Regions from separate parts of the Homo sapiens genome. Here region 2 is linked to region 1. Evidence: chromatin contacts called from ENCODE Hi-C data. All regions are on one chromosome and are shown on one strand. Each heading gives the region's core, a stretch centred on a gene start or an enhancer-like site at or near the end of the contact. The rest is flanking DNA. Distances are from core to core; before and after follow the strand shown. Region 1 holds the start of GGACT (gamma-glutamylamine cyclotransferase). Region 2 holds the start of FGF14-IT1 (FGF14 intronic transcript 1).

The links. A loop is a pair of places that touch in the nucleus more often than their neighbours do. Pooled maps may share reads with other maps.
Region 2: a map of CD4-positive, alpha-beta T cell shows a loop between it and region 1 (5-fold over the local background). The contact joins the promoter of FGF14-IT1 here to the promoter of GGACT in region 1. A Hi-C loop is called at or near these places in 2 of 168 maps with a recorded cell type or tissue (CD4-positive, alpha-beta T cell and naive thymus-derived CD4-positive, alpha-beta T cell), 1 of 37 single-sample maps with no recorded cell type and 9 of 50 pooled maps.

Annotation. Positions count from the first base shown.
Region 1 is chr13:100,585,892-100,590,834 of GRCh38, reverse strand. It overlaps GGACT (gamma-glutamylamine cyclotransferase), which reads left to right and starts at 2,046. Exons shown (of 3, transcript NM_001195087.2): 1 at 2,046-2,094. RefSeq lists a silencer at 1,894-2,413.
Region 2 is chr13:102,392,377-102,397,045 of GRCh38, reverse strand. FGF14-IT1 (FGF14 intronic transcript 1) reads left to right here and starts at 2,527. Exons shown (of 4, transcript NR_036486.1): 1 at 2,527-2,692; 2 at 3,215-3,288. It overlaps FGF14-AS2 (FGF14 antisense RNA 2), which reads right to left and starts at 2,468. Exons shown (of 1, transcript NR_036487.1): 1 at 1,341-2,468. It also overlaps a transcript of FGF14 not described here. RefSeq lists an enhancer at 2,392-2,621.

The DNA of each region.
Region 1 (4,943 bases), core at 797-3,296:
GACACTGAGTTGACCCCCAGAGTCAGGACACCTCCAGTGTGGCTGGAGATTGTGCATTTCTAAATACCCAGGTGCTGCCAGTGCTGCTGGACTGGGACCACATTTCAAAAACTGCTCTTCAAACTGTGAGTTGTTTTCCAAGAAGTTAAACTGAAGGCTTCATCCCACAGAGCCTATTCTATGTTAGATTGGGCTTCCCCAGCCTTATCTGGGATGCAACTTAACACTTGTCTTGGCTAGGCACTGTGGCTCATACCTGTAATCCCATCGCTTTGGGAGGCCAAGGCGGGTGGATCGCCTGAGCTCAGGAGTTCAAGACCACCCTGGGCAACATGGTGAAATCCTGTCTCTACCAAAAAATACAAGAAACTAGCCGGGCGTGATGGTGGGTGCCTGAGGTCCCAGCTACTCAGAAGGCTGAGGTGGGAGGATCACTCGAGCCTGGGAAACAGGGGTTGCAATGAGCCAATAACATGCTACTGTACTCCAACCTAGGTGACAGAGTGAGAACCCATCTCAAAACAAACAAAAAATTCGTCTAGTCTGCGTCATCTTTAATTTTCCTTTATCAGAAGAATTATTTATCTATTTGTCTCACTTTCCTTTGCTGACATGATTTTCCCCCCTCAAAAAAGAGATGAAAGTGGAATCATTCTTTCGCTTCAAAAAGTTAAGAATTACTGCTGTCTTTAAAAATATTAATATGAGGCCGGGCGCGGTGGCTCACGCCTGTAATCCCAGCACTTTGGGAGGCCGAGGCAGGCGGATCACGAGGTCAGGAGATCGAGACCATCCTGGCTAAAATGGTGAAACCCCGTCTCTACTAAACATACAAAAAATTAGCCGGGCGTAGTGGCGGGCGCCTGTAGTCCCAGCTACTTGGGAGGCTGAGGCAGGAGAATGGCGTGAACCCGGGAGGCGGAGCTTGCAGTGAACCAGATCCCGCCACTGCACTCCAGCCTAGGCGACAGAGCGAGACTCCGTCTCAAAAAAAAAAAAAAAAAAAAAAAAAATATTAATATGAGCTAGACAAGGTTTTTTAATACATTTCAATTTAATTATGAAGTGTCCAAGACAAGAAAAAACTGTGAAAACCAACGACTTATGTACCTGATGGTTTAGATTTCTTTTGGAATTGTACATCTGTTCAAAATACAATTACATCTGCATTGTTGGAAACGTTTGGATAAAAACCAGTTTATATAAAGGTTTCAATCAGTCCACATCCATGAGAAAGTAGAAAGGGCAGGAAATGATTAAGGGGGATTATTGCTAATCTGATAAACACAGATTTGTGTCTTTCGGAGAGACAGAAGTGTCACTCTCTCCATAGCTGTACCATTCCTACCACCTGGCCCCCAAGTGGCATTGCTTTAACCCATTGTCTCTAGGGAAAATGTTCTCTTTCGATTTTGGTTCTCAGTCCTATAATTTCTGGGGCTTAAATTAGTCCTGGAGCTAGGGAAGAGGTGATGTCATCCTTCCATTGTCTCCTTCGGCCACAGTTTCATTTTAAGAGTATTGGTAAGTAAGTGGGCAGTGTGACTAGATGGCGGTCTGGACTCGGTATCAGGGCTGTGTGCATGCCCAGCTGGGGGGCCTTGGTGGTGTGTGATGTGATAGATACACACATGGTTGGCATCCCCAAGTGTGTCTGCGCTTGGGTTCATTTGTGTGTGCATGTGTGTCCATTTGATGTGGCGTGTCCCCAAGCTTGTGGAGTCGTCTGTGAGTCTGTTTTGTGGGGTGTGGCCCAGGTGTGTCAGGGTCCACCATGCAGTCGGGGCTTGAGCCTGAGTGCCCAGGTGTGTTAGGGTGGATGTGACTTCTGTGGGGCGTCCCCAGGTGTGTGAAGCTGGTTGCGCTGTGTCTGCGGCGGGGCGTCTCCGGCGGGCATCGGCGTGGGTGGGTCTGGCTGTTAGGCGGCCAGTTGTGCGAGCGGCCACGTGTGTGCGAGGGCGCCGCAGGGGCTGGCGGGCCTCGCGTTCCGCCTGCAGGGGGCGCCGCCGGGGGCGGCCTGGGAGCAGAGGCGCGGGCCCGGCCCTGCATTTCCGCCCTGGCCCTGCCCTCCCCGACAGCCCCGGCTGCCGGCAGGTGAGGCGCTGAGCCCGGGCGGGGGTCGGGGCTGCGCCTGCTCCGCCCCCCAGGCGGGGTGTCCTGGCGCCCGCGGGAACCTGGGGCGTCGCTCCCTGCGCGGCGTCCGGGTCGAGGCCGCAGCACTCGGCGTCCCCGCGGGTGAGGGAGGAGGCCTGGGGCGCCGCCGGCCGGCGAGGCCAGCCGGAGGGAGGGGACGGTGGACCCCGAAACGCGTCCTCCATTGCCCCGCGCGGGGGCCACGGGCGCGATTGCCAGAACGGGCAGAGGGCGGTAAAAGCCAGGAACCGCCTCACGCACGGGCGCTGCTTCCCTGTAAAGGAAGCGTGACAGCCCACACGCTGGCTTTCAGAGGACCTCAGCTGAACCGGGCTAACACTTCTCAGAAATTGTTTTTCATTTTAAAGATTTCCTGTTTGTAAGGAGACTAGAAGCTGCAAAAGAAATCTAAAAACGTCTCCTGGCACTTGTGAATTTCTGATCTAAGGTTTCTTTGGAGCCATTAGTGAAACTTCTGAAATTTTGAAGAAATTTACTGCCTTGATTATTAATTATGGTTATCATTGCTGTTTTACTCTGTGGGCCAAGGACAACGCCACAAGCTCAAAAGCAGACTTAAGTGTTTTTTGAACACAGCTTCTTAACTCCACGCTTAGTTGATTTAATATTTAAGTGATAAGAAAATGCAGTCGATTTCTGGCCCTTTTTATTGTTTGGGATGAAGTCTTGCCCTGTTGCCCAGGCTGGAGTGCAGTGGCGCGATCTCGGCTCACTGCAACCTCTGCCTTCCGGGTTCAAGCGATTCTCCTGCCTCAGTCTCCCGGGTAGCTGGGATTACAGGCGCCTGCTATCACGCCCAGCTTATTTTTGTGTTTTTAGTAGAGACAGGGTTTCACCATGTTGGCCAGGCTGGTCTCGAACTCCTGACCCCGTGATCCGCCCGCCTTGGCCTCCCAAAATGTTGGGATTACAGGCATGAGCCACTGCACCCGGGATTTGTGGCCTTTTTTAAAAGCAAGTTATTCGTTTTGCTAAATGTCCCAGGAGAAATGATTAATGAAAAACTAAAGGTGACCTATTTAAAGTGTAGGTCTTACACACACGTAGGTGTCCTTATGTACATTTACCTGTAAGTGAAGACTTTTCCCTGGCCTCATTCAATTTATTGAAATGCTCAGATGAAGAGCACCTGCAGTTTGCCCGTATTTTCCCAAAATGCCTTGTTTTCCTGAAACTATTCCCAGAAGAAGCCAGACTTCCCTGAATAAGCAGACCACTGTGTTCTAGCAGAGATTCGTATTGTAAAAGCTGAGTTTGCAAAGTTAAATTAATTTCTAATTGGTGGATTTTTGTACGGAAATACTTTGGGCTAGTTGATTTTACTAACCAGGCCCTAACTACTACTAGTTAGGAGAGGGTGGTTGTTTGTGGTGATCTGGATAGTAGGTAGCAGTAAGCAGAATAGAAGAGGGATTTTAAAATGATCTGTTCATTTCTCTCTTTACTAGTAAGATTTCCAATCTGTGTCCATTCTTGAAGTGAAGTCATTGGGAGGCTTTGTATCCACCTCGAGCCAGGGCCCTTACCAGTGATTAGGACACCAGCAGGCTGGTGTGGAAGTGTAGTGCAGCCATGCTTGAAGAGGGGACAGGACCCAAGGAAAGGTGACAGTAAGAGGACAGAAACACGAAATATTCGCAGCCCTCTTTAGAACATCCTCCATCTAGGCAAACTCTATTAGGAATTTTAAGAGTTCTCAATTAAACATGACTGCCCAGTGTCCTGCTGAACAGGAATTCATTCTTCAGTTGAAGCTCTATTGTCAGTAAAACTACTCAGGATAAGGCAGCCGTGTTTAGGCCGTGAGGACCTGCCCCTGGACTGCGGAGCTTGCTCCGTAAAAGGCATCGTGATACCCCCTTAAATGGATTTACAGAAAAGACTTAGCTATTGGAAGTCTCTGGGATTGTATGGCATCATGAGGTAACAGACCTGGTAAATAGCTAGAACGTAGCGAAGAATGAAACCAGAGGCAGTGTGCTGTTGGAACTGAGAGGTGAGTGCTCACTGGAGGGCCAGGAGAAGGTCACAGTTGGGGAGACCTTAAGCAGAGAACAGATTTTTATAGGCACAGGAATGGAAAGGGTGGCCAACACCATGAGCAAAAATAAGAAGCTGAAAATGACAGTGTGTTCAGACAAAGGTGAACAACTGGCGTGCTGAGGCTGGACTCCGCGAGAGGAGGGGTGGGGTCGGGGGTGGGGGTGCCTGGAAAGCAAGGCTCTCCAGTGATAACCTCTACATTTTGATCAAGGTTCTGATTTTGTTTGTTTGTTTGTTTTGCTTATTGGGAAAATTTTAAGCAAACATAAAAGCCCAGCAAAGTAGAATGAATTTCCATATATCCATCAAATGGACTTCACAAGTCTTGTTTGGCCATATCCACTTCATCTTTTTTTTTCTTTTTTTGGTTGTGGCTGAAGCAGTTTAAAGCAGTTTATTCCAGACAACATAACACTTCACCCCTAAATTGTTCAGTATGTTTCTCCAGAGAAAGGGCATTTGCTTGTGTAACCATAATACAATTATCACCTCCTGATGAAATTGACAATAATTCCTTAACATTTTCTAAAACCTAGTCCATGATCAGATTTCCCTGATCACCTCAAAAATGAACTTATTTTTACTGTTGGTTTGTTTGAATCCACATCCAGACAAGAATTTGTTGACTGTTACCTTTTTATTTTATTTTATTTTTTGAGACAGGAACCAGCTCTGCTGAGATCATGGCTCACTGTAACCTCGAACTCCTGGATTCAAGCCATCCTCCCACCTCAGCCTCCTGAGTA
Region 2 (4,669 bases), core at 1,278-3,777, 1.8 Mb before region 1:
TATTTCAAATGAAAACATCAAATTCAGACTGCACGTCTGGAACAGCAAACAGATGTAAGCTGCTTCTTCTAACATGCTTGGCTGTAGAGTGGGATTCAATGTAGTATTAGTTGGCCTTAGACTCCATCCAGGAAGCTTATTTACTGAGGTAACAAAATGGGTTTTGTAGAGCAGTGCCACTCCATGAACCAAAGGATGGCATTTTAGGTAGGCTTCGGAGTACTGCCTTGTTGGGAGAGTAGATTTTTCTTTTTTGAAATGTATATCCCAGTTAATAAGTGTAAAATTCAATGCATGATAATCTAAACTTAGTTTTAACAATGAAGATGACTTTGGCTGTACAACTTGTTCTCATCTTAGACAGCATCCATAACTGAGAAAATTTGTTCAAATGATGCAGTACTTTCTGAAAGTGCTAAAGCTAATTCTATACTATACTTCACGTTTCCTACAATGAACCATTCCTTTAAAATGTTCGAACCCAGTCTTCCATGTTTTAGCAACACAAACATTGGAGACTTTTGTGAAGTGTTTTTATACATATGGTAACAAGGACAACAACCAATGTTTTCACTCCTTTGCACATTTTGGCATCATACCTCACTCAAATTGACTCATACGCCTTCTATAAATACCACGTAGATGTCTCAAAATGGAAGCATTTATTCAAAATAGTGTCTTTTGCCTTAAGGGGAAACAGTTGGGCTGTTTGAACAGTCTAACAGGAGCTCTTCTCTTCAGTGTTAAACAAGTCATTGCACTGTGCCTATTTTTAATAAAACCTTTGAGCCCAACTCAGTATTACCTCCAGGAGGGACTGTGGAGGTAATACTATTTACCTCCTGTAAATAGGGACAGGGAAACACCTATTTACACATCTGCCTGCTCACTGCCATAGTCTGTGTGGTGTTCCTTAGGACTTGTGTACCAGGTACAAGGTTTAGTTATGTGTTGAACCCGGGTACTGAAGGGCATGGAGTTTTCTGAGGGAGACTTCTCAGCTCCCCGTATACCTCTAGAGATGCAATAGCTCTTTTGTATCAAGACCAACTATGTCCTGATGTTTTCCCTGTGTAGTTCTCTAGCTGCCACTATTTTTTTTACTTTGGTCAGAATGTAAAAGGTAGGATGATGAAGAGAAGGGAACAAAAGGAGGGATTCTTAGGGACTTCCTAAACTTGAAGGCAAAAAGGATGAATGTCGCAGACATGTTTTATAGGGAACAGTGAAGTTCTTGTTTGATTAGTCTGGTAACATCATGTAAGAAAGTCACCCAACAACTGCTGGGCACCACTGCCTTTGTCACTGTCTCTTGACAAAAACTCTGTTCACGACACATGGTAGGTTTTCAATACACTTTAATAAAATAGTGAAAAATAGGTATCTCTAGGATAGTGAACTATGGGACTACAAAGGGCAGGACGATACATTTTACTTGGTTAAATTCGCTTAATGCTTACTCCTTTCTCAAAGCGCCAACCAAGAATTTGGCTACTAAATAAAGAAAAAAGCTGTTAGTGGCTCTTTATCCGCCACGATAGGGTGCTCTGAAACCCGGTCCTGCAGACATTCCCTTGGCCCACATTTTATAGCTTCCTTCTCAGTCTCAAGGCCTGTAGTCTACTGTTCACACTCGAGCCTCTCGCAAAATACACAAGCTCAAAAGCTCATGGCGTTCTCCCCATCTGGCATTCTCGGCCTTAGAATAGCAAACGTTAGGGCACCATTAGGTTCATAGTTGCCAGACCCTTCATTTTCTTTTTTAATCTTTAATTTTCTTCTTAACAAGGAAGACATTCCGCAAAAAATAAACTCCCTCTTTTGAGCTCCTTTCTCTGAAGATGGTAACTGGAACTCTCATTAGTAAAGAACCTCGAGTTCCAGTTGCTTTGGACGGAGTTTCTCGCTTAGTATTTTGCTCTTTGGCAGTTTGAAAAGCAGTAATCTTCCAACTTCGCAGCTCCCTGCACTCGCGCCTACCACCCTGATCTATTTGGCTTTCTCCTTTTTGGAGCCACTTTAAAAGGTGCAGGGTGCTGGGCCGCTGTGGCCTCGGGCTGAGAGGCGGGGAGTTGGTGTCCGGGACCAGAAAGTTTGGCAGAAGCCACGGCTCTGGGCCCAGGCCCCGGGCTTCCAGAGAAGTGTGTCATTATTTGTTTTCTGCAAAGCCGCGAGCGGGCCCACGCTGCAGCTCTGCCTCCAGGCGTGGAACCCCTCGGTAATCCGGGTGAAGCTGGGTTCCGAGTGTGGACTGCTTCGGCTCTGAGGAGGAGGGAGCCCAACGGGCCAGGCACGGGCTTCCTCCTGGCTTTACCCATTGGCCCAGAGTCCCCGGTCCCGCCGCCGCTGCCCTCTGCTCACGGGGACCGGCCATCACCGCGCTCCCAGCCTCGGCTCGCCGGGGGCTTCGCTACGCAATGCGGCGGAAGCGGCCCGTTGGAGCCGCCGTAGCGCGGGAAGTTTCCGTTGCCACGGAGATGACCTCTGACCCTAGGGCGTCTCTGGGACCCGGCAGCTTGTGCTGTTGTTGCTATGGAAACCATGGCGGCCGGAAGCCGCCGCGCGGGAGAGACTTGGGGCGCGGGTCGGGGCTAGGGCTCCTGCCCTGGCAGAGATCTTCGCTCTTCCGTGGTGGCCGGGGACCGGGCAGTGAGCGGCCGGCTCTGCCGCCCGCGGGGCGCGGGTTTGCAAGGTCACTCCTCCGGCGTTGACGCGGGGGCACCCCATGTGCACTGCTGGACCTGAGGGATGGGAAAGCCACAGGTGGCTGCCTTGGCCCTCCCGGTCTGGCCTCCCGCTAGCGGGCGCCAGCTCTGGACCCGAGACCCATCTGAAGGAAAGGGAAGGGAGCTGGCGTTGCTGGTGATTCTGCCCAAGCTCAGGACTGGGAGAGAACGAGCCAAGTTCTGGTCTCAGCTTACACACTAGCTACTGGGAGACCCTGGGCGGGTCCTGAAGTTTTCTGGGCTTCAGTCCCCTCGGCTACTACAAGAAGGATATTGATTAGAGTAATCCCAGATCAGCCCCAGCTCTAATATTCTAGGTTCCCATAACGTTCACACCCAGTCCTGATTGTAAGTAAACTTCCCTCACCCCTTCCCTGTATCTCTCCCGGACTATGTTAACTATATATTTAAATTGTACTCTAAATTCAGAGACCATCAGAGATAAGAGGTTGACCTTAGCGATCACAAACAACCTGTTCCTTTTACAGGTGTGGCAACTCCTTCCCAGTGGAGGAAGCGACTGTTCCAAGAGCCAGTTTTGGAATTGTAGGCACAAACACAGGTAGAAGCTTTGAGCCTTGGGTGAAGAAACGCGTATTTTACTGGTGACACTAGGAAGAGCTCCTCATGCGCTTCATAGAATTGTGTGGTTGGTGCTGAAATAGATGGCATTCCATTTATCCATTATATTCCCCAGATACCTTTTCCTTAGACAGTTTTAAGATTTTCGGGGTAGGGGAGGGTATCTTCACTAGTTTATTTTTCCTTCTCTCATATCCATGCTATTGGGAAAAATCTTTCTTAAATCTTTTTTATAAACCTCATTTGTAAATTAAGAAGTTGAAAAAGATTATTTTCAGAGTTTATTACAACTCTGAAATTTATGAATTATTTCTTTTAGGTCCACGTGCTTTTTATCACTTTTTCAGTAACTACAATCTCAAAAAAACAAAAAACAAAACTTAGTAAACACTTAAAAAGTGCTGCTGTGTTTGAACTGTTGATGCTGGAGATACAGGGGTGAAGAAGAGTTCTTCCTTCAAGGAATTAGCAGGAAAGACAAAAGACAGGATCAATTATGATGTGGTGAACAATTCTGTGTAGGTGGACCAAGGTGCTATAGGGCCAAGGAAGAGGGGCATGGAAAGGTTTCTGGAGGGAATAAAACTCAGACTGAGTCATGAAGAATGACTAAGAGTTAGCCACGTGGTAAAGGCACTGGTTAGGCTGTCAAGGAAGAGAAAGAAGCATACTTTAAGCTTTGGGGGCGTCAAAGATTGTGGTGCAGACCGAGAATATCAAGTACAACTGAGAAATAGAGGGTGTTTCTAGGGAGTGGCAGGTAGTGAGTGGGGTTGCAAGGTAGTGAGGCACAGATCGTGAGCTCTCTTCTGTGTCATGATCATATCTACCCTTTAGACAACCATTATGACTACAGCGTGGAAAACAGCTCTGGGTTGGGCAAGGTTGAAGGTGGAAAGACCAGGGAGGAAGAGCAGTGAGCAGTGGTGAGCGGTCCAGAATAAGGCAGTGACAGGCACTAGAGAGGAAGTGAAGTCCATCCATCTTAGTGGCCAGTTTGAATTTGGGAAGGAAGTTGAAGGAGGAGTCTGGAATTTTCTGATTACAGGTTTTTGATTTGGACAGTTCTGGTGAGCTAGTCTTCTGGCCATTTGCCAACAGAACACTTCCATCTTCTTGAGACATGGTTGGCTGTCTTCTGACTGTTTATATTGAGGGGCCGAGGTAGCTTTTAACAGCAAGTAGGAGACTTAGACAAGCTTCTCTTTCTAGATTAAAATTTAAATGGACAGTTCTGGGAGAGTTGCTGTGGGATAAAAAGTTCATCTTGATTTCAAACCCGAAAATCCTTAGGACTGGGAAAAAATGCTTTACAATAAAGATATGCCAAAATGATTTTTTTAAACGATTATGTACAATTC